Regions from separate parts of the Homo sapiens genome. Here region 2 is linked to region 1. A link is a loop called in an ENCODE intact Hi-C map of the cell type or tissue named here. Cell type or tissue: mammary epithelial cell. All regions are shown on one strand. Links, peaks and the distances in the headings refer to the core of each region. The heading gives the core; the rest is flanking DNA.

Region 1 (12,480 bases), core at 1,379-9,378:
ACACACTCTCCCTTATCTCCTTCCACACTAATCTTTCACTCCTCAACACCTGCCAAGTTCTTCCATGATCTGGGTCTTGGCACATGCTGCTCCCCATTCCCCTACCCAGAATACACTTCTCCTGTTCTCTACCTCATGCACTCCTACATAGTCTTCAAGGCCCAGTTCAAATGTCCCTGCCCCTCCAGAATCTTCCCTGACCCCCAGAAGTTACTTCTTTTATGCATCACATAGTCGATTATTCAGACATCTGTTATACTAATTAACTTGTAGGAACTCTTTTTCTTTTCTTTTTTTTTTTTTTTTTACAGTGTAGCGGAGGAAGTTTATTTACGGATGTGGGGAGAACATGGTAAAGGCCCCTGGGCTGGCCAGCAAGGGGGCAAGGAACTCTTACAGCTTGTTAGGTATGTCTTCCCAACTAGGCCCTGAACTTCTCAAGGTTGCAGTTGCAACAGTGATGATAATGGCAACACTAACTAGCTGTAGCAGGTAGGGTGTATGGCTTGGCAGAACGTCTGTGTAATTATTAGCAAACCACCACTGTGTTGATTGAATAGGTGTAAGATTCTCCCATCTTGCTCTGCTCATGCTTGCAGCCCACATTTCCTGTCTCAGAACCTGTATGTGCATATCGCTGGTTGATGAACCCCATCTGGCTCTGCAGTTTGACTATTCCTGCAGTTTTCACTTTTCTCCTTTCTAGTCATCCTTTTTTTCCATGCTGTTGGTCTGTCTTCATGAAGTTTCATCTTGCTCTTTTTTTTTTTGAGATGGAGTCTCGCTCTGTGGTCCAGGCTGGAGTGCAGTGGCACAATCTCGGGTTACTGCAACCTCCGCCTCCTGGGTTCACGCCATTCTCCTGCCTCAGCCTCCCGAGTAGCTGGGATTACAGGCAACCACCACCACGCCCAGCTAATTTTTGTATTTTTAGTAGAGATGGGGTTTTGCCATGTTGGCCAGGCTGGTTTCCAACTCCTGACCTCAGGTGATCCACCCACCTCAGCCTCCCAAAGTGCTGGGATTATAGGCGTGAGCCACCATGCCCAGCCAATTGCTTAAAACTTTTAAAACTTTAAGTGAATAGAATCTAGAAATGCATACCAGTCTTCCAAAGAATCACTAATAGTTGTTATATATCAGTGTCCAAATCTTAATCATAAATGATGTGATCAGTGAGTGATTCTTGAACATTCATTGCTGAGGGTGGTCATAGCACTTCACACTCCACCATCCTTGGGAAGGCAGCAGAAGCATCATTGGTGCAGATGCAGGTATTGTAACTGCTATTCCATAGACAGATGGAAGTGGCATGCAGGAGAGGCAATAACCCTCCCACAGTCCTCACCACATGCCCCTCTCCTCCGCCTTGGGAGCTTTCCAAGCATGATAGTGGTTGGGCCTCACAATAACCTCTGAGAAAGCTGTTAGCATCAGGAAGTCAGAGAGGCCATCCGAATACACCCTTCTGACCTCCCCCCTCTTTACCTCAGGGCATAATGTGAAGTTTCTTCAACAGGACCCTCCCCATGAATGTTTGTAGGGCTCATGACTCAATCAATGAATGGATGGCAAATCCACTCATGTCATCGAGACATGAACACTTGGAAACTGAGGGAAATGTAGCTTCCTGTGAGAGTAGCAGGATGGTGATGTGGTGATGCCAGGATGAAGGGAATCATGGTGTCTAGAGGCTGGGCAATTTGACCCTTCCCAGACCCTGAGGACATGGGGTCTCCGAAGCAGATGCCCAAGTAAATCTACTCCAATATGGGAAGATGAAAGTAAAAATTCTATTCATAATTATTTTGTTTAAGAATAAAAGCTTGAGTTACATAAATATGTGATAAATAAATGGACAGTAGAATATGTGTGTGCATATGTATGCATATTTGTAATTTTTTTTTTTGAGACAGAGTTTTCCTCTGTCACCCAGGCTGGAGTGCAATGGCACAATCTCAGTTCACTGCAACCTCCACCTCCCGGGTTCAAGCAATTCTCCTGACTCAGCCTCCCAGGTAGCTGGGATTACAGGTGCCTGCCAACCATGCCTAGCTAATTTTTTTTGTATTTTTAGTAGAGACAGGGTTTCACCATGTTGGCCAGGCTGGTCTCGAACTCCTGAGCTCCAGCAATCTGCCCACCTCGGCCTCCCAAAGTGCTGGGCGTGAGTCACTACACCCGGCCGCATATTTGTAATTTAAAATAAACATACGTAGATGAGGGTACACCTGCCCCAACATTTTTCATCATAGAGAAGCATGGTCAGAATAGTTTGAAGACTACCAGCTAAGGTAGTGACAGCAAATCCAATTCACATCAGGGAGGTGGTAAGGCACAGGCCTGAGGAAGCCTCGATGCTCACGGACTGCCCTGCAGCAGGGTGGGATAAAAGTGTCACTCCAGAAAAGAAAGGAGGAAAAGTATCTCTCTGAGAACCCAAACTTCATAATCCAATTGTGAAACTAGTGTAGATTTTTAGTCAACAGAAATGTAATCCCTGTGTGCTGTAGGCATCTCTGACACCCAGAACTGATAGTGGCCAAACACCGTTAATAATCACTGGGCACCATTTACGGAGGTAACCTCCACCTTTAGAACTGCCACACCTGGGCCGGGCGCGGTGGCTCAAACCTGTAATCCCAGCACTTTGGGAGGCCTAGGCAGGTGGATTGCCTGAGCTCAGGAGTTTGAGACCAACCCGGGCAACATGGTGAAACCCATCTCTACTAAAAAATACAAAAAATTTGCCGGGTGCGGTGGCGCGCGGCTGTAGTCCCAGCTACTCAAGAGGCTGAGGCAGGAGAATTGCTTGAATCCGGGAGGCGGAGGTTGCAGTGAGCCGAGATGGTGCCACTGCACTCCAGCCTGGGTGACAGAGTGAGATTCCGTCTCAAATAAATAAATAATAAATAAATAAAACAAATAAATGCCACACCTGATTGTCACCACCACCTTATGTTCTACATTGTACCTCAATTTTACAGAAGAGGAATCAGGCTCAGAGAAGCTAAAGAAGCGGCCTGAGTCCCAGCTAGCAAACAGCAAAGCCATGATTTGGACAGAAGCCTGTGTGACTCCAAAACCCACGCTCTTTTCACTGTGATGCACGGCTAATACTGAGCTGAGTGATGGGAAAGGAGCTCTCTCTGTGGATTTCCAGGATACCTTCAAAGATCAGGTTGCTCTGTTTGCAGACGCAACTTTGCAAGGACAAGCTGTGTCTTCACTCACACTAGCTCGGCACAGGTTCTGAGCACCTTTTGCAATGGAAGTTATTTAACATGATCACAACAAAATGAAGATATTGAAAACCTGGATGTGAATTCTGAAACCAAGAAATTATCCCATGTTCTCCAAGACCTTGCACCCCTTGTGGCCATGCTAGGCACATGGACCCAAACCTTCAGAGAGGCTGTTGTCAAAAGACGAGATGTTGGCCAGGCGCGGTGGCTCACGCCTGTAATCCCTGCACTCTGGGAGGCTGAGGCGGGTGGATCACCTGAGGTCAGGAGTTTGAGACCAGCCTGACCAACATGGTGAAACCCCGTCTCTACTAAAAAATACAAAAATTAACCGGCCGGCGTGGTAGCAGGCGCTTGTAATCCCAGCTACTTGGGAGGCTGAGGCAGGAGAATCGCTTGAACCCAGGAGATGGAGGCTGCGAAGGCTTCAGTGAGCCGAGATTGTGCCACTGCTCTCCAGCCTGGGTGACAGAGCGAGACTCCGTCTCAAAAAAAAAAAAAAAAAAAGAGACTTGTTGTTTACCAAACTCACCCACAAACAGGAATGCACATGCCGTGCCCTCTTGTCAAATGTCAGTTATTAATAAACGCTTTCCCTTTTGTGTTAGAGAAGAAATAGCTCCTTCTCAAAGAATATGAATTTCTCTGTTACATGAAAATAGATGATCAGTTCTAAAAATTCATAACCCTGGTGGTGAGTTTGTTTTGAGAGTTTAATGATTATTTTTTATTTCCTTTCCTATAGTTGTTCACCTTTTCCTTGTCTTCTGAGATGAAATTATATCCAACACAAATTGCTAACTTTCACCTAGTATTCACAGGGTTAGTAACTGGAAATGGCAGGAGTTTGGGTATAGGAAAGAAATGAGTAAAATAGAAGGGGAGGAAAATCTCAGCTTTTTAAAACTGTGTTTTTAAATTTATTTTTAATCGACAAATATAAATTGTTTATATTTATCGTGTACAATGTAATGTTTTGAAATATGTGTACCTTGTGGACTGGCTAAATCGAGCTAATTATGCATTATCTCACACACCATTTTTGCAATGAGAAGACTTAAAATCTACTCTCCTAGCAACTTTTAAGGATATAATATCTTGTTATTAACTCTAGTTACCTCGTTGTACAATAGCTCTCTTGAACTCATTCTTCCTGCACAGCCAGCCCATTGTAAGCACCAAGCTGGCAGCCGGCTCCTTTGAGAGGGCTCCTGCTTGCCTTGTGTGACACTATCGGCTGCGGCCAGCAGGGGGCGGCTTCTCCTTGTTTGAGAGAGAGCCTCGCTTGGGCTGCTGTGTGCTGAGATGAAACGCGCCTGACCAGGGACCCGCCCCCAGAACTGGCAAGGAAGCTCCTCTCAGCCTTTGCCTCTGCAGAGAGGGCCAGGAAGGGCTGGTGGAGAAACGAACGCCTCGCACGTCCTCGGTGCACATGCGTTTATTCATTATTCAGTACTTGGGGGGGCACTCACTGAGGGTTGGACGTAGAGCCGGGGTGAGGACGGCAGAGAGGAGTGAGACCCGTCCCTGCTCTTAAGGGGCTCCATGTTGGGTGGGGGCAGAGGTCCAGGCCATAGCGACGGGGACCCGGAGGCAGGACCGAGAGCCCAGAGAGTTGGTGGCGCTGCCGTCCCTGCACTGGGTGGGCCGTGCTGGGAGAAGGTCCCGGGGATCACTCCTCCTAGGCCGCCGGGGCAGTCTCTCCAGCCACCCTCTTTCCCCAGAGCCAGCGGGCTGGGGTTCTTGGTTTAGACTCTCTTCTCTCCTGTCCTGGAGGACCAGCCATTTGACGCCCTTGTCCACTGGGAGGATGTTTTCCATGATTCCACTTCTTCCCTTCCTCGGCCACCTAAGGCAGGCCGGCTTATGCGTGACTGTCAACCGAGGCAGGCCACAGCGCTGTGGGCAGGCGGTTTTGCACGTATCCTTAGTGACCCTGAAGGCCCAGCCTCTGCTGGCTGCCTGAGCCGAGGGTTTTACTTCTTTTCATTTAATCACTTTATTGGTCCTTGCCGGGAGGGAGCCCATGGGTCCTGGTAAAAGTGCATCTCCCTGTGGTTCTGGGGCTGATCCTCCTTCTGGAGCAGAAGACAGAGCTCAGTGAGGACCGCCTGTGCTGCCTGCCTGGGACGCCCCAGCCGCAGGGCCGCGCAGGCGTGTTTCTTTGAGAGCCCTCCCCTGGAAGCTCCCTTTCACTCCACCCTGTTGATAAGGCCCAGGACAAAAAGCAAGCAACCGCTGGAAACACACCTGCTGGAAACACGCCTCCAGTGCCAGCCCAGGAGGTGGTGGCCCTGTCCTGACGCCCCGTCTAGCCACCGGGCCAGAGCTGGGAGCCCCATAGTGGAGTCTGTGTCCGGCAGGTGTCTCTGGACAGCTGAGGTTCTTGTAACCAAAGAGGTTCGTTTACCTCCTTAGATCACCCAGGGACAAGTGATGTGTTTTGTGGCCTCGGATCGTTCCGTGCTGTCTCTGGTGGGTTATTTATTCAATGTTCTAGGTTGACTTGTCTGCTTTTAAAAAAAATAAAACAAAATAAAAGGAAGAGTAGGAGAAAATAAGAAATTCCAGGGTTGTTATGAAGCCAGAAATCTAAAAATAACTTCGGTAAAGACTCAGTTGTGGCTTCTCTTTATTTTGAAAGAGCAACAGCTAATGACCAAAACAGGCTAGCTTTGTCCTGGCCGGTGACAGGCCACTGGACAGTGACTGCATTGTAACCAGGGACACACGGCCTCCCGACAGACAACACTCCTGCCAGATGGGGCAGCTCGTTCAGTGAGTGACTCCTTCCGTCAGCAGGGGCAAGGGGCAGGGGCCCTAGGTCCTGCCAGCTCTGTGGCTTCCAGGGTTCCTCTGGGGGCCTCAGCTTCATCCATGTGAGCAGAGACGAACAACAGGGGAAAGGTCACCCACAGAGGATTTAAAGCAGTGGCCATAAAGACATCCACTGATCTCCAGAAAGCCAGGCACTGCGCCCTCTGCCACCATCTTCAGATCTCATAATAGTGGAGAAATATTTTGTGGCCCTTCTGGCTACCATGCACTGTGCTAATGGCTTTGTTTTTATCACTTTATTGAATTGTCACAACTCTGTAAGACACCCCACTTTACAGCCAAGAAGACAGAGGCTCTAAGAGGTGAAGTAACTTTCGGAGCTTTGCAAAGCTAGCAAGTTGCAGAACCTGGCTCTAAACCCAGATTTAACTGTCATCCAAACCCCTGCTCTAGCCAAACCCCTGCCCTAGCCTTAACTGCTATGCTGTGCTGGTTTGGCTGTAAAACCATGATTCAGTGAAAACAAATATGAGCCTGACAGAGCAGAAAGAAAGTCCTAATGTGGAGGGTTACAAAGCCTTAGGGCAGCTCCTGAGAAAGACACAAAGCCATCTCTTATGAGCTTATTCAGTCCTCTGCAAAAAGAAAGGTCCTGGACAACGTGTTCCCTGCCAGCAACTCCACCCCCTAACAGATGTTTAATTGAACACCTACTATATGCCAGGAACAGCGGGGTATAAGACCAAGCCCTCACTCTAATGAATTTGAGCCCTAGGAGGAGAGAAGCAGCAAGTCAACTACACGCAAGTGAGTGATTAAAGGAGGAAGATAAATCCAGTGGGTGAGAAATGTGGTCAAAACAGGGCAACATGGAAAAGAAAGCTGACCTGGGGAGGCAGCGCTGGTGTGGGTGGTGCAGGGCAGGCAACCAGCCTGGGGAAGCCGTGTGAAGCCAAATCTGCATTGATTGTTGAACACCCATTAGCAAGGAGAGCTCTCCAACCATTGCGGGGGCAGCTCCTTCCAGCCAAGGGCCCAGCTTCAGTCTCAGGTGGGAACAGGCTGGAATCTGGTGAGGAATGTGACCCCATGCGTGTTTTCAGGAGGTCACGCTGGCTGCTGGCTGTAGAATGGGCCAGAGAGGGGCAGCGAGGAAACCAAACCAATGAGCCACTGGACATCAGTGATCCAGGCAAGAAGGGATGTGGCCTGCCCCCAGGGACAGTGTGAGAGAAAATGCCCTGCACGGCTCAAGCCCCCATAGACAGAGACTTCAACTCCACTCCCGGGAAAACCTTGGGAAAGGGCCACTTCCAGCCCAAGGGGGAGACAGACACCCCGCACTGCTGCACTCTCAGCTGGGTTCTCAGGCCCTCGCTCTCCTCCTTCCCATGGTGGCTCTAACCTTGGGGGACAGGGCAGTGGGGGACTGTGCTGGAGCCCCGGGGTGGCTGGGGTGACTGAGGGTGTCATCTGCCTGAGCTGGCCCTAGCCTGCTCTCCACCTGGTCTCAGCCATCCTGCTGATGCATGGCCTCCTTCTGCCTAACATCTGCATTAGCGGGAGCAAGAAGACAATATATGTAAGAACGATCTTGGAAGAGCAGCCAGCACATACCTGCCAACTGATTCTGGTTGTAGGGGACGAAGGATGAAGGGGTGAAGGATGCCTGTGAGGTTTGGGGCCTAAATAAGCAGATGCCTGGATGGCCATTTACTGAGACAAGGAAGATGGGCGGACACTGGTTTGCAGGGAAGTCCAAGAGTTCTTTCCATCCAGGGCTGACCTCCAAGTGCAGATGTGTAGTGGGCAGCTGGAGGAAGAACCCCAGGCAGGTGCCCAGGCCTCCTGCTGTCCACCCCAGAGGCCGCCAACCCTCCTTCCTTCCCTGTCTCCTTCTCCATTCCCACCCTGAGCCCCGTCCCCACCCTCAACTCACCGTCTCTCCCACTGTGACAAGAGTTACACAAGGACTGGAGGCAGCTTTGAAACTGTTTCCTCTCATGAACTTAATTTAAAAGTAATTAATTTTTTTAAAAGCCACTGGCTCAGTTATAGAGAGACCCACTGGATTCAGGAGAGGGTGAGCCTGGCGCCAGCCAGCTGTGTGGCAAGGCATCTTCTCCCTGGCGCTCCCATCTGGTGCCTCCAGCCTTAACGAAGTGGCAGTGATGCCAGATGGTGTTAATTCACACACTTACAGTGGATCAGGCCCTCCACTCCATGCATGTTATCTTATCCTCCCAGCGACCCTGGGGGGTAAGTAAATACTGTTATCCCCATTTTTCAGATGAGATAACTGAGGCTTGGAGGTTTTCATGAAAAACTAACCCAAGATCTTACAGATAACAAGTGATAGAGATGAGACTACAATCCACGTCTGTTGCCTCTGGCACCCTGTGCTCCAACCTCACAATCCACAGCAAGCCTGTCCTCTCCACTCTGATCTGGGCACCTCAGGCCTACAGAGCAGCCACACACAGGGTGGTGGCTGATGTCTGCTCCCAGGTCTGCACTTCTCAGCTGAGGAAATTCCACCACTGCCACCAGCACACAGAGAAACCAGAGCTCCATCCACAAGCACAGCTGTGTGTCCTCGCCGGCTGCTCCTGGCCCTCTCTCTCATCTCAACTCGTCCATGGTTCCAGGAGGTGAGGAGAAGCTGGCAAGGCAGGGACAGAGCCCAAGAGTGCCTTGGGTGCGTCTCAGACACCTTTCCTCAAAACAGTCTGGTCCCAGAACCCAAGCAGGACACAACGTGAGGACTGTGGGTGGGGAGGGGAAGCAGAGACCCTGGCTGGAATTCACGATCTGGCTCTGGCTCTGCCAGCTGATGACCTCAGGCAGAGCATGTGCCCTCTGTGATTCTCAGGCTTCCCCATCTGTATAATGGGAGCATATTTCTTGGCAGCATTATTGTGAGATTAGTGATAAAGAATGTTTGCACCACGACAGGCAGATCGCAGGTCCTCAAGATGGAGGCTATGGTTGGAAGAGTGGATTCTGGATTCGGACTTGGATCCTGATTTCAGGAGTCTCCTGCACTCTTTAAACTTGGTTTGCTCAAATGTGGAATGAGGATAATAACAGCACCTACCTCATGGGGTTGGTGTGAGGCTGAAATAAAATGCTGCCTGTGGACAGCCTAGCACAGAGCCGGGAAATAAGCTTCAGCTGTTATCATCTTAAAAATTTTTTAAAAAGTACTGAAGATCCTAGAAGCAGTGACATCCCAATAGCAATAAACACACTAACACACATGTTTTGTTTTCTAAATACATTCCCCACCACATGATGTCAGGGCTTTTTAGAGAAATGGCCAATTCCAGGCTAGGGATAAGAAAACTAATGGGTGGGCATAGAGCATTTTGCTGTTCCAGGGAGTAGAGAAGTGCTGAGATGGAGGGAGACTCATCAGAAGTTCATCAGAGCCAGCTGGAGGGGCTGCTGACCAAACTTGAGACAATATGACCATTAAAATGGTGATGATGGTTAATAGATGATACGACATTGAACTTTAAAACATCCACAAATGGATGTTTACCGCCTGGCCAACGTGGTAAAACCCCATCTCTACTAAAAATACAAAATTTAGCTGGGCGTGATGGCAGGTGCCTGTAATCCCAGCTACTCAGGAGGCTGAGGCAGAAGAATTGCTTGAACCTGGGAGGCGGAGGTTGCAGTGAGCCGAGATTGCGCCACTGCATTCCAGCCTGGGCGACAGAGCGAGACTTCATCTCAAAAAAAAAAAAAAAATCCACGAATCTACAGTGGTGCCCAAAACAAAGCAAAGGGATTGAATTTTGCAGCCACCAACATCATAAATGACTCAGGCAGGATCATCAGATGCAAAAAGCATTGCTGAAGGGTGCTGGGGAACAGGAGATTCACGTGACCTTAAAGCAACACTCCACATATTTCTCATCAGTTACAAATGCAAAAGATGTCATTCCCCTGGAAGACTGAGCTGCCATTACTTGCTATCAAAGTTAGCGTCACCGATAATGGGGTGAGGTGTCACTGTGAACCTCTTGGGGTATTTCTGTGGAGAGAGGAGGGAGGGTAAAAAGAGGGAAAAGGGAGAGAGAGAACAAATGTGGCAAAATGTTAATTCATGAATCCAGACAATGGATATATTCATTGTGCCATTCTTTCAACTTTTCTGTAGGCTTAGATTTTTTCAAAATGAAGTCTGTGTGAATGTGGGGGGAGTACTGGAGGGAGGTGAGACTTGGGGTGTGTTGGCCTGGGCTCGCCCTGACCTCTGTCCCAAGCACAGCCAGCTTGAAGCTTGGTGCTCTAGGAGTGACTTGAGAACTTCAGGGAGACAAGAATTTCCGAGTCAAGAGAGGCCAAGTGTGGCATCTTCCTACTGGAGGAAATCTGTGACATTCCCAAACACAGTTTCTTAGGAGCAGGGGAACTCACAGGACTACAGAACAGTGGCAGGCGAGGGCGGAAGTGCATGGGCTGGGCAGATAAGCCCGCGGCTGATGGCCCACACTCCTGCAGAGCTGCTCATGTTATTCAAAGGGGCATGGGCTCTAGATCCTTGAGGAATCGCCACACCATCTTCCACAATGGTTGAACTAATTTACACTCCCATCAACAGTGTAAAAGCGTTCCTATTTCTCCAGAGCCTTGCCAGCACCCATTGTTTCCTGACTTTTTAATAATTGCCATTCTGACTGGAGCGAGATGGTATCTCATTGTGGTTTTGATTTGCATTTCTCTAATGACCAGTGATGATGAGCTTTTTTTCATATGTTTATTGGCTGCATAAATGTCTTCTTTTGAGAAGTGTCTGTTCATAGCCTTTGCCCACTTTTTGATGGGGTTGTTTGTTTTTTTCTTGTAAATGTGTTTAAGTTCCTTGTAGATTCTGGATACCAGACTTTTGTCAGATGGGTGGACTGCAAAAATTTTCTCCCATTCTGTAGGTTGCCTGTTCACTCTGATGGCATACCCAAAGGATGATAAATCACTCTACTATAAAGACACATGCACGTGTATGTTTATTGAAGCACTATTTACAATAGCAAAGACTTGGAACCCACCCAAATGCCCATCAACGATAGACTGGATAAAGAAAATGTGGCACATATGGAATACTATTCAGCCATAAAAAAGAATGAGATAATGTCCTTTGCAGGGACATGGAGAAGCTGGAAGCCATCATTCTCAGCAAACTAACACAGGAACAGAAAACCAAACACCGTATGTTCTCACTCATAAGTGGGAGTTGAACAATCAGAACACATGGACACAGGGAGGGGAACATCACACACTAGGGCCTATCGGGGGGTGGGGGGCAAGGGGAGGGAAAGCATTAGGACAAATACCTAATGCGTGCAGGACTCAAAACCTAGATGAGGGGTTGAAAGGTGCAGCAAACCACCAGGGCACATGTATACCTATGTAACAAACCTGCACATTTTGCACATGTATCCCAGAACTTAAAATAAAAGAAAAAAAAAACAAATACAATGTACAATACACTGTTGCTAACTCTTAAAAAAGTGGGGACAGCATGGGCACTCTCTCTTCTCTTTCCTCCTCTCAGAGACTCTCTTCCACCCTCTGAGGTGGTGAATGGTGTTGGTCCATCGCTCAATTCCGCTGCTTCTGCCGAATCTTCTCAGTGCTGCTTGATGTCCGGCCGCTCTCCCTCTCAACTGTGGCCCTTGGGTTTCATGTCATACCTGGGTCCCCGTCCTCCTCTAGGCTGAGAGGGTCTCCTTTGTTAACTATCCTTACTCATTCTGCTCTGCGAATCTTTTTTATTGATACACAATAAGTGCATGTATTTATGGGGTACGTGTGCTGTTTTGATGGATGCCTAGACTGTGTGATGATCATGTCGGGGTGTTTAGGGTATCTGTCACCTCCAGTGTTTATCTCCAAACCTTGACACCCCCAGGACCCAGCCTGGGGGTGCCTTCCTCTCCCTCCACACACTTTCCTCAGGCAGTTTCATCTCTATGCAGCCTACTGTGTGCTGCCAACCCCCAAGTCTGTGTCTTGGTCCCATCGGTCTCCCAATGCACAGGCGCATGTCCTGAGCTCTCTGTTGGACACATCCATTTACCCGGGCGCCCTCCAGTCACCCTCATCACAGCAGATCCCAAATGCACAGGTAAGCTACCCACCCCAATACCGGAATCTGCTCTTCCTCTCTCTTCCTTCTCCAGGCCAATGGCTACGCTGTCCAGCTGGTCGTCTAAACTCCAGGCCTCATCCTGACTCCTGCGCTTCACCCGCTCACCAGATCCCATCAACCACCCAAGCCCTGTAGACCCCACCTCCTCCCACAGCTGCATCCTCCTCCCGCACCTCCTTCTACGTCACCTCCTTAGCACAGGCTATTACTTGCTTCCACACGGATTACAGTAACAATCTGCTATCTGGTCTCCAAGCTCTCAGTCTTGCTTCCTCCAAAACAGCCTCGGCCGGGCGT
Region 2 (12,480 bases), core at 2,131-10,130, 420 kb after region 1:
TCAAAACAAAACGACAATAACAAATGCTAACTCTGTGTGAGGGTGTTGTCACTGGGTGATGAATTAGAGTGCCGGCTGCTCTATTGAGAATAACTGAATATTATTATTATTAATATATTAATAATATTAATATTATTCTGTTATTCATATAAATCTGGCAGCATAGTTTTGTCAGAAAGGAATCCTCCAACCTGGGCCCCATGTAATAGAAGAGGTTGACAGATCTCAGCAGTCACTTGAAGAATTCTACTCACTTCCTGTTTTTCTGCAAAAGAATCCATCCCATTCTCAGCAGTGCCCAGTATTCCTGAGTCTAGAGCTTCGCTGTCCAATATGTCAGCCACTAGCCATATGTGGCTATTTAAATCAAAATTAAAACTAAACTTCATTTCCTCAGTCACACTGGCCATATTTCATGTATTTTTGTTTGTTTGTGGGTTTTTCTTGAGACAAGGTCTTACTCTGTATCCCAGGCTGGAGTGCAGTGGTGCAATCATGGATCACTGTAGCCTCAACCTCCTGGGCTCAAGAGATCCTCCTGCCTCAGCTTCAACTTCCTGAGTAGCTAGGACTGCAAGTGTGTGCCACCATGCCCAGCAAATTTTTGTGTTTTTTATAGAAACGGGTTTTCAACATGTTGCCCAAGCTGGTCTTGAACTCCTGGGCTCAAGCGAACCACCCACCTCGGCCTCCCAAAGTGTTGGGATGACAGGTATGAGCCACCACGTGCAGCCACACTGGCTACATTTCAGGTGGCTATTGAGCCACTAGTTGTTGGACAATGCAGATATAAAGCACTTCCATCATCACGGAAAGTTCTATGGCACACTGCTGGAGACTAAACCTCACGTTTTGTTTGTTTGTTTTGAGACGGAGTCTTGCTCTGTTGCCAGGCTGGAGTTCAGTAGCGTGATCTCAGCCCACTGTAATCTCTGCCTCCCGGGTTCAAGCAATTCCCCTGCCTCAGCCTCCCGAGTAGCTGGGACTACAGGTGTGCATCGCCACGCCTGGCTAATTTTTTGTATTTTAGTAGAGACGGGGTTTCACCATGTTGGCCAGGATGGTGTTGGTCTCCTGACCTCGTGATCTGCCTGCCTTGGCCTCCCAAAATGCTGGGATTACAGGCGTGAGCCACTGAGCCCGGCCAACCTCACGTTTTATACTTGGGGAGAAGTGGTTTCCTAACTACACTGTTGAGGAGGGAATCTGGAAGTGTGATTTTCCTCTTTTTTTAGAGACTGGGTCTTGCTCTGTTGTCCAAGCTATAGTTCAGTGGAACAATTAAAGCTCACTGCTGCCTTAACCTACTGGGCTCAAGTGGTGCTCCCAGTTCAGCCTTCTGAGTAACTGGAACTACAGGCGGGTGCCACCATGCCCAGCTAATTTTTGTATTTCTTCTTAGAGATGGGGTCTTGCTATGTTGTCCAGACTTGTCTTGAACTCCTGGCCTCAACTGATCCTCCTACCTCAGCCTTTCAAAGTGCTGGGATTACAGGCATAAGCCACCATGCCCAGTCCAGTTTAATTATTCTTTATACAATATTTCATTAATTATTGAATTTTCAATCCTACCGTGAATCCACCTTTAGGGGTACCTGAAGGCTCCCCTTTCTTGAAACTTGACTCTTAACTAACCCCCTACAACACACACATTTGTAGGTGTAGGTTTCATGCTGTTAATTACCACTGGTCCATGTGTCTCCCATCTTTCAAAACATTCTTTATCCCTATCCTACTCCTTCAGCATTACTGATGGGTTTTCAGCAAGGAGCAGAGATAATGTGTGTGGCCCATGCCAAGCCTGAAGTCCTCCTGAGATGTTATTCACATAACTCATGACAAAGGCAATGGGGAAAAAGTGTTCTGCTGCTTAGCTTTGTCAGGTTTTGTCCAAGGTTTGCTTAGTTACAGTTTTAAGAAAATTTTATCATCTCTGATTTCTTTATATTCCATTGTTTTATTCTTTTCCCAAATATTATTTGAGAACTTACTACAGGTAAGGCACTGCTCCAGTTTTAAGTTTTCTCACTTTACCCTCCCATTTCATAAAAAATATTGTTGCTAAACATTTTCAGTGAAAGTTTAATAATTATGTATGTTGGCAAAACCTCATGAACAAAACACAGGGCAAGCTTATTTTCAACTGACTCAAGATTGGTTTCCTCTACCCACAGCCTTAAGCCGAGTCAAGAGCTGAGCCCATTCCATAGATGCTAAACCTCAGCCAACCTTAACCTGTGAATATGAGAACAGATACGTGTTGATACAAACCACTGAGTTTGGGGTGGTTTGCTATAGAGCATTATGTTGTCTGTCTAACACCATGGGAAAAGAGTCCTTACAAACAGGACTTTAGATTTTTTTTTTTTTTAATACAAAGATATGGCTAGGCACAGTGGCTCACTTTGGGAGGCCAAGGCTGGTGGATCACTTGAAGTCAGGAGTTTGAGACCAGCCTGGCCAATGTGGTGAAACCCCGTCTCTACTAAAAATACAAAAATCAGCCAGGCGTGGTGGCACACACTTGTGATCCCAGCTGCTTGGGAGGCTGAAGCAGGGAGGATTGCTTGAACCCGGGAGGCAGAGGCTGCAGTGAGCCAAGATTGTGCCACTGGAGTCCAGCCTGAGCAACAGAGTGAGTGAGACTCTGTCTCAAAAAAAGATATGGGTTAGTCAATATGTTTAGGAGAAAATAAAAGTTATCATTCTACAACATAAAATGCTATTTTATTGCTTGTTGCATTTTATCTAATGGTGTTTTTCTAAGAAAATTTGCAATAGGAATACCACTGTTTCAGGTTTTAAAATGATCATAAGCACCTGATAGAGTTTGGCTGTGTCCTCACCCAAATCTCATCTTGAATTGTAGTTCCCATAATCCCCACGTGTTGTGGGAGGGACCAGTGGGAGGTAATTGAATCATGGGGGTGGTTACCCTCATGCTGTTCTTGTGATACTGAGTGAATTCTCATGAGATCTGACGGTTTTATAAGGGGCTTTCCTGCTTTTGCTCGGCACTTCTCCTTCCTGTCGCCATGTAAAGAAAGACCTTTTTGGTTCCCCTTCCACCACGATTGTAAGTTTCCTGAGGCCTCCCCAGCCATGCTGAACTGTGAGTCAATTAAACTTCTTTCCTTTATAAATTACCCAGTCTTGGGTATATCTTTATTAACAGCACGAGAATGGACTAATACAGCACCTGACTAGGAAACTAATATTTTCCTTTCATTTGAAAAGGATATTTCATTAGCGAACAGTGTCTATTACACAAGTTACATCAAGATCTGTGTGCCTCTTTCCAAAAGATAAATTACAAGCATTGTTACAAAATAAAAGAGTATGCGGTTTGCAAAATTCTTATGATGGGAGCCCTTCTCTGCCCAGAATTATGCTTGCTTGCCTCTTAATGCTTCCACTAATTATGATGAGATGTCACTCAGAACCTACAGTTTCTGCCTTGGGGGACGTATAAGAATGTCAGAACACCTCTCCATGGTATCAGGTGCCTGCAGAGCTTTGCTGTGGGTTATGGACCAACTCCTCAGTATCTGTTCCTAAGACCAAATGAACCACGCTATCTTGGAAGTGCTGGTCTTGGACAGTAAAGGACATTGTGCAGACAGCTGGAAGCGGTCCCTATTAACATTGTCCCTGATAGTGAATAAAGGGACGGTGTGAGTTCCTTTGGGCTGCTTTCTTTCTTGATGTACTGAAACTTTAGTTTCAATGGAATCAAAAGAATCAGAGACGCTGGGTGCAATGGCTCACACCTGTAATCTCAACACTTTGGGAGGCCAAGTAGGAGGAACTCTTGTGCCCAGGAGTTCAACACCAGCCTGGGCAACAGAGTGAGACCCCATCTCTACAAAAAATAAGAAAAATAGCTGGTCATGCTGGTATACACCTGTGGTCCCAGCTACTCAGGTGCTCGCTTGGGTCCAGGAGGTCAAGGGTGCAGTGAGCCGTAATTGAGCCACTGAACTCCAGCCTAGGTGACAGAGTGAGATGCTGTCTGAATAAATAAATAAATACGAATGTCTGACCAGATTGGGGCAGCATCTCTGTATTTGACAGATTCTAAAACAACAACTTAGTAATAAACTCTATCACTCTTACAGTAATAGTGATAGTGTTCAGAGTAATAAACAGATTCTCACGCTGTTGCCCAGGCTGAGAGCAGTACACAATCACAGCTCACTGCAGCTCTTGGGCTCAAGTGGTCCTCCTGCATCAGCCTCCTGAGTAGCTGGGACTACAGGTGCAGGCCACCATGTCTGAGTAATTTTTGTACTTTTTGTGTGTGTGTGTGTAGGGACAGGGCTTCACTATGTTGCCCGGGCTAGTCTTGAACTCCTGGCCTCAACAGACCCTCCTGCTTCGGCCTCCCAAAGTACTGGGATTACGGGCATGAGCCACTGTGCCTGGCACAAACACTAATTGTTTGTTTTTTTTTTTTTGAGATGGAGTCTTGCTCCATCTCAGCCTGCACGCCAGGCTGGAATGCAGTGGCATGATCTCGACTCACTGCAACCTCCGCCTCTCGGGTTCAAGCAATTCTCCTGCCTCAGCTTCCCGAGTACCTGGGATTGCAGGCGCCCGCCATCACGCCTGGCTAATTTTTGTATTTTTAGTAGAGACGGGGTTTTGCCATGTTGGCCAGGCTGGTCTGGAACTCCTGACCCCAAGTAATCCGCCTGCCTCAGCCTCCCAAAGTGCTGGGGTTACAGGCATGAGCCACCACACCTGGCCACAAACACTATTTTTTAAAGCATGTGATGTTAGATTCTTTTATAAATTAATATTCAAACTCACTAGAAAGACTCTGGAATATGTGTATGTGTGTGTACTAGTTTTTAAAATCCTATATTTTCCTTAACATTAAATTGAAACTCATTACAAAACAAAGGTTAATACTAGTGCTGTCATGACTATCAGGAGCTATGACATCCTTTTAGGAAGTCATGTATGTTCATTTGTCCATTTGTTCATTCATGTATGTAAAAGTTACAGAACACTGACATTGTGCTAGGGACCAATCTAAACACTGGGAACACAAAGGTGGGTGGCTTTCAAGGGGCTATCTAAAGTCCAAAGAGGAAAGCAGACAACGAGAAGCTATTACCAGTGTGAGCAGTGCTAACGACTGAATGGAATGAGAGTACATATCCTCCCTGACATGGTGGGGAGGGATGTCAAAGGAAGGCTCTTAGACATAGAATCTAAATCGAGTCCTCGTGTTTGTCGTACTTCCTTAATGTAGGGATTCTCTCTGTGTAACTACCTATCATTCATTTGCCTCTTTGCTCAGTTCACTACCCACCAGAGGAACTGCTCCCATGCCGAGGGACCCTCGGATGACACACTCGGGCCACCTCCTCTTTTGCCTGTGTGTCTGCAATATCTAGGTGAGCTTGGCTTTGGTACCATATCTGTTCTGTCATTCCTGCTCCAAAACATAAGACTCACTCCCAAGAGGAAATTTTTGCATTTGAAAATTCAAGTTGTATGAAATATAAATGTTTCCTACTTTGTACGTTCTTTAAATTCATGTGTCATATATTACATTTACTAAGAAGTAGAAATACATGTACTTTCTAAACTGAGAAAACTAGCTGGTGGAAGACAAAACTGATTCTAAACACATCTGATAGATTCTAAAAAGTGAAGGTACTTTAAGTGGCACTACCCTGGCACATGTTCACTTTAGATTGCCAGGTAAACCAGCCCAACAGGTGTTAGGAGACAGATGTTCACCAAATGCTTAGCCCTCAGGGAGAAAACATTAAAATATACAACATATTTCCCCCGAGTATCAGCAACTGAAGAAAGCATTTTACCATCTACTATCATGATTTCTAAACACAGTTTAAAAAATTTTATCGAATACCTACTATAATGCAAGCAGTACTAGTTATGGTGATAAAAGATAAATAAACCCCTGATGTATAAACTAAGCACCTTAATTCATTATTTCATGGTTAAATACATTCTAAAACTAATTTTTTTCCTCCGCAAGTCTTCCTTCTCTTTGGGGTTTAAAAGGCTCATCACTGAACTGAACCAAGTCCATCTTAGGAACTCACTGAGTATAGGGGATTGCCAAGTCCTGTTGACTCTTCTGCCCTCTGCAGTTTCAAAGCTGTCTTCACTTTATCTTGGCACCATTTTCCGGTAGGCCTATAGAACCTGTAACCTTAAATACCATAACATAAAAACTAAACTTCTTGCCACAGTTTTGGCCTTTTCTAATCCATTCTCATTAAACTGCTGCTAAAGTGACCATTTAAACACAAAAGATGCATGAAATTATTCAATGTCACCCAGGCCTCTAGGATGCAGCCCAACACTCTAGCACAGATCACTCCCTTTTCTTGTCTCATTTTTGTTGCTTCTCTATCATGAGCATTTATGTCCCATGGTGTCCCACTAACCACTGCAATTTATTTACTTTTCTTAGAGACAGGGTCTTGCTCTGTTGCCCAGGCTGGAGTGCAGTGGTGCGATCATAGTTCATTGCAGCCTCAAACTCCTGGGCTTAAGCAATCCTCCCACGTCAGCCTCCTGAGTAGCTGGGACCACAGCCATGTGCCACCATGCCTGGCTATTTAATATTGTATTTTCTGTAGAGACGGGGTCTTGCTCTGTTGCCCAGACTGGTCTCAAACGATCCTCCTGCCTTGGCCTCCAAAGTGCTGGGATTCCAGGTGTGAGCCACTGCACCTGGCCAATCGCTGCAATTTTAAAAATGCCCCAAGCGTCCTCAGGTATTGGTGTCCCTCTCACAAGCCCATCCCAGACTGCTCCTCCCCAACCCCTGCCCATGGCCCTCAATTAATTTTCTCCTCTCCTTTTTTTATTTCAGAAAATTTAAAAAAGTTGTAAGATTAGTGCAATAAACACACACATATCCTTTAGTTATATTCACCAGTTATTAACATTTTGCTACATTTGTGTTCACTTGCTTTTCCCCATCCCCAAATATTTACTTTGCTGAATCATTTGAGAGTAAGTTGCAGACATTATGACACTTTACTCTTAAATTTTTCAGCAAGTATCTCCTAAAAATAGGACACTCTCTTACATAACCACAAGGATCATACTTAGGAAATTTAATATTGAAATACTAAAATTTAATTTGAATATAGAGTTGATGCTCATATTTCTCCTCAGTTGGCTGACTTCTATTTATCTTTCAAGACTAAGCTCTAGGAAAATGACCTCCCTTCTCCCCACACCCCCTCTCTGTCCACACACAGAATACACTGGGTATCTCTCTTCGATACTTTTACTACCTTTTTGTATACTTCTATTGAAGCACTTAGCACACACTATCATATTGTCTATTTTCTTTTCTGTCGTATCTGAGACTCAGCTAGACCCATTTTAATTCTTCTATCACTTCATATACTACCCAGCATTCGTTGGTGACTGAATGGATAAATGAATGAATGAATGCATGATGAGACATTGAAGATTCTCATTCCACTCTCTCATTGTAACTGGTCATGTGTCTCTAAACATTCTGAGCAATATATCACGTGTTCTCAATTTCACCTCTTATTTCAAACACTGCTATGGTACCCAGGTCTCTGTGGGCTTCTTCTACCTTGTGCGGATGCAACCTCACAGCACCTGCTTTTGGCCTCTGCCCCTAGTTTCTGGCCCCAGGGCTACATTGGAGCTGTGACACAGGAGTCCCATGGGAACCACTTGGCACTCAGATATGGACAATCTGGAAATGCAGGACAGTTAAGGCCTGTAAGCTTGCCCTGACCACTGAGGGACAGGAGCTCATAGAAAAAATGCTTGTCTCATTTTTAGCCCAGGGTGGCCAATTCTGAGATGCATGTTAAAAGGTTCCTCAGAAGCTCCCACAGGATCAAGTAGCAGATATTCATAATGGTTGCCAATTTGAAAGGGACCCTTGGGTTGGCTTTCTCTCCTTCCGGGGGGTCATTCTTCTGTCTTATCACAGTCTATTCCTTGGTGTCACATTCCCAAATAAACTCCCTACCTACCTCCAAGTTGTTTGTACAGGCTTTGCTTTCGGGAGAGCCCAGACTAAGACAATGTGGTAACGTAAAAGACTGGTGGCTTGGGAGCCAGACAGACCTGACTTTGAAACCAAGTTTGCTCATTCACTAGCCATGACCTTGGGCACATAATTTAACTTCTCTCAGCCTCACTCTCTTCACTTTATAATGAAGATAATACTTTATAGGAGTATGGTAATGACTTCATAGGGGTATGGTAATTAGAAATTTACCAAATATATATATGAATAGAATATATACAACTTCCTTGAGTAATGATTGACTATAATAAACCACATTGAGTGTCTGTCCAGCTTAGGAGCCAACCTCACTCTTCCATTTCTCTTAAGATTCACTATTTGTCCCAGCCATGCCCACCATCATTGAGCGGGAGTTCAAGGAGTTGGATGCTCAGCATCGCTGGCAGCTGCCGTACTTGGAAATTCGAAATGAGTCCCATGACTATCTTCATAGAGTGGCCAAGTTTCCAGAAAACAGAAATCGAAATAGATACAGAGATGTAAGCCCATATGATCACAGTCGTGTTAAACTGCAGAATACTGAGAATGATTATATTAATGCCAGCTTAGTTGACATAGAAGAGGCACGAAGGAGTTACATCTTAACACCGGGTCCACTTCCTAACATGTGCTGCCATTTCTGGCTTACGGTTTGGCAGCAGAAGACCAAAGCAGTTGTTGTGCTGAACCGCATTGTGGAGAAAGAATCGGTTAAATGTGCGCAGTACTGGCCAACAGATGACCAAAAGATGCTGTTTAAAGAAACGGGATTCAATGTGAAGCTCTTTCAGAAGATGTGAAGTCATATTACACAGTACATCTACTACGATTAGAAAATATCAATAGTGGTGAAACCAGAACAATATCTCACTTGCATTATACGACCTGGCCAGATTTTGGAGTCCCTGAATCACCAGCTTCATTTCTCAATTTCTTGTTGAAAGTGAGAGAATCTGGCTCCTTGAACCCTGACCATGGGCCTGCAGTGATCCATTGTAGCGAAGGCACTGGGTGCACGGGCACCTTCTCTCTGGTAGACGCTTGTCTTGTTTTGATGGGAAAAGGAGATTATATTAACATTAAACAAGTGTTATTGAACATGAGAAAATACTGAATGGGTCTTATTCAGACCCCAGATCAACTGAGATTCTCATACATGGCTATAATAGAAGGAGCAAAATGTATAAAGGTAGATTCTAGTATACAGAAACGGTGGAAAGAATTTTCTAAGGAAAACTTAGCTCCTGCTTTTGATCATTCACCGAACAAAATAATGACTGAAAAATACAATGGGAACAGAATTGGTCTAGAAGAAGAAAAACTGACAGGTGACCGATGTACAGTAAATGCAAGATACAATGGAAGAGAACAGTGAGAATGCTCTACGGAAACATATTCTAGAGGACAGAAAGGCCACCACAGCTCAGAAGGTGCAGCAGATGAAACAGAGGCTAAATGAGAACGAACAAAAAAGAAAAAGGCCAAGATAGACACCTAATATTCATGACTTGAGAATATTCTGGAGCTATAAATTTTGAACCACTGATGTGCAAAACAAGACCTGAAGCCCACTCCAGAAACTAAAGTGAGGCTTGCTAACCTTCTAGATTGCCTCACAGTTGTTTGTTTACAAAGTAAACTTTACATACAGGGTATGAGGAGCACCCACCAGCAGAAGACTTTGCAGAACCTTACATTGGATGTGTCGTTGTGTTTTTTTTTTTTTTTTTTTTTTTTTGAGACGGAGTCTCTGCTCTGTTGCCCAGGCTGGAGTACAGTGGCGCGATCTCGGCTCACTGCAAGCTCCGCCTCCTGGGTTCACGCCATTCTCCTGCCTCAGCCTCCGGAGTAGCTGGGAATACAGGCGCCCGCCACCAAGCCTGGCTAATTTTTTGTATTTTTAGTAGAGATGGGGTTTCACCGTGTTCGCCAGGATGGTCTCGATCTCCTGACCTCGTGATCCGCCCGCCTCGGCCTCCCAAAATGCTGGGATTACAGGCGTGAGCCACCGCATTGGCCTGTTAAGTGTTTTTAATGGGTGTATGAAACGTAGAAATATGTAAAAGAAATAAATTAGGAGAGATTAATTTGTGTTGTACTGCCATTCCTACTGTATTTTTATACTTTTTGGCAGCATTAAATATTTTTGTTAAAGAGTCAAAAAAATTTACTACTTGTCCCATCAGTTTCCTGGGATGGGTTCATGTACTCACAATTTTACTAGATTTTGTGACTATTAGCAACCACAATTCTAGCTACTGCATTGACTATTACACTAATATACAGAATAAACAATGCCTATAATTATTTTTAAAAAGAATCATCCTAAATTTACAAAAAGACAAACCGCATTTCCATAATATATTGTCTAAATTTCAGGAAGAAATTCTCAACCTTTGAATGACAGATTTAAGAAAACTAGTTTAGATATCAATATCTCATTGGAATATGTTGTTTTGTTTATACCTCAGGTTTTCAAAGCTTTGGGACCTCAAAAGTAGTCCTTATTTAAAAACTGCTACTCGTAACCATAGTCTCCATCGTCAAAAAGGAATGTATAAGGATTATTATGCTTGAAATATTAATCTGTATGGGTCTTACAAGATACTCCAGGTTGCTTATATGCTTAGTGGGAAATGAGAATTATTCAAAAGAAAAATTCTATTTTCCCAATGGGAGAAGTGTCCAAAAGTTTCAAAGATGTCAGAAAAATCAGCTTTTGGAAGCTGCTGCCACAATTGTCAATAAGCAGGAGATACCAGTATGTCTTCAAAGAGAGAATTCATTGAAACAAGTCATTGAGGCTGGGCGTGGTGGCTCACGCCTGTAATCCCAACACTTTGGGAGGCCAAGATGGGCAGATCACCTGAGACTGGGAGTTTGAGACCAGCCTGACCAACACAGTGAAACCTTGTCTCTACTAAAAACACAAAAATTAGCCAGGTGTGGTGGTGAGCAACTGTAATCCCAGCTACTCGAGAGCTGAGGCAGGAGAATTGCTTGAGCCCGAGAGGTGGAGGTTGCAGTGAGCCGAGATCCTGCCACTGCACTCTAGCCTGGGCAACAAGAGAGAAACTCTGTTTCAAAAAAGAAAACAAAACAAGTCATTGATAGTATAACGAAGAGATATCTGCATCCCATGTCTACTGCAGCACTATTCTCAATAGCCAAGATATGGAGTCAACCTAGGTGTCCAACAACAGATGAATGAATGAAGAAAATGTGATATATACACACTATGGAGTATTATTCAGCCATAAAAAAGAGTGAAATCCCATCGTTGATGGAATATAGATGAAACTGGAGGACATTATTTTAAGTGAAAAAAGCCAGGAACAGAAAGTTAAACAGTGCATGTTCTCACTCATATGCGAAAGCTAAAAAAAGTTGATCTCATAGAAGTAAAAAGTAGGACAGAGGATACTAGAGGCTGGGACGAGAGTGACAGAGAGATTTGTTAAAAGATACAAAATTATAGCGAGATAAGAGAAATAAGTTCTAGTGTTCGACAGCACTGTAGAATGACTATAGTTAATAATAATACAATATATAGTTTCAAATAGCTGGAAGGATATTGCACATTCTCAACATAAAGAAATGATAAACATATGAGATGGTGGATGTGCGAATTACCCTGATCTGATAACTATAAATTATATGTATGGAAATATAATTATGTGCTCTCAAGAATATGTACAATTGGTATTTGTCAATTTAAAAAATAAATCTAAAAACTGTATCATTGAATCCTTAAGATGCTAAAGTTCATTTACTTATATAACAAATTAAAAAATTATTTCTTATGCTGTTTTTCAAAAATCATAGCTTTTATGACTTTACATAAATATATCTAAAATAATAATTGTATGATATGTTTTTGTAGTCTAATAAAATTTGCACTGAATTCCAATTTTTTAAGGGTATCTTTTTCCATGTTTTCATCTTTATTTTTATATGGGAAGTTCTAACTGAAATAAGGTGCTCCTCAGTTCTAGGAGTTAACCCTAAAAGTAATCAATGTGATCCTCCTCAACGCGAGTTCCAGAGCTAAAAAGAATGCCTAGTCTATGTTCCTTTGCGTTTTTGTTTTATTTTATTTAAATGTCTGTCTACCTGGTCCCCTTGATTAGGGAGCAAGCCTCCAAGGGTCAAAACCATGTTTCATGTCTCTGCGGCCCAGTGCCTAGCACAGAGCTCTGTCCATATCTGCACTCCAATAAATGTTGACCTAAGACTCTTACACTTACAGATTCACCTTGTAGATAAAAGGGCTTTGGAAGTCATCTAACCCATTCCCTTAACTCTCTATCCTACTTCACCAACAACCAGCTTTTGCAAGACACTTCCAGGGGAAGAGTCTATGCCGAGACAAATGATTTCATTAACCATCACAAAGCTAATTGTTACCTGATTCTTAAACTTGGTCC

Evidence for each region. A loop is a pair of places that touch in the nucleus more often than their neighbours do. Peaks named below come from ENCODE experiments on the same cell type or tissue, not always from the same donor. Only the 100,000 strongest peaks of a DNase experiment are listed, where the experiment ranks them.
Region 2: a loop joins it to region 1, with 15 times the contacts of the local background. A loop is called at or near these places in 14 of 110 quality-filtered maps.

The regions. Positions count from the first base shown.
Region 1 is chr13:30,128,235-30,140,714 of GRCh38, forward strand. No RefSeq gene overlaps it. Among named protein-coding and RNA genes, the nearest start is that of LINC00384, 19 kb to the right of the region's middle. In mammary epithelial cell, for the core only: CTCF peaks have their summits at 3,424 and 4,483 (motif pointing right); a DNase peak (open chromatin) is centred at 4,497.
Region 2 is chr13:30,545,268-30,557,747 of GRCh38, forward strand. It overlaps a transcript of HMGB1 not described here and the pseudogene PTPN2P2. Among named protein-coding and RNA genes, the nearest start is that of USPL1, 66 kb to the right of the region's middle. In mammary epithelial cell, for the core only: a CTCF peak has its summit at 6,123; no DNase peak of the experiment used is centred there.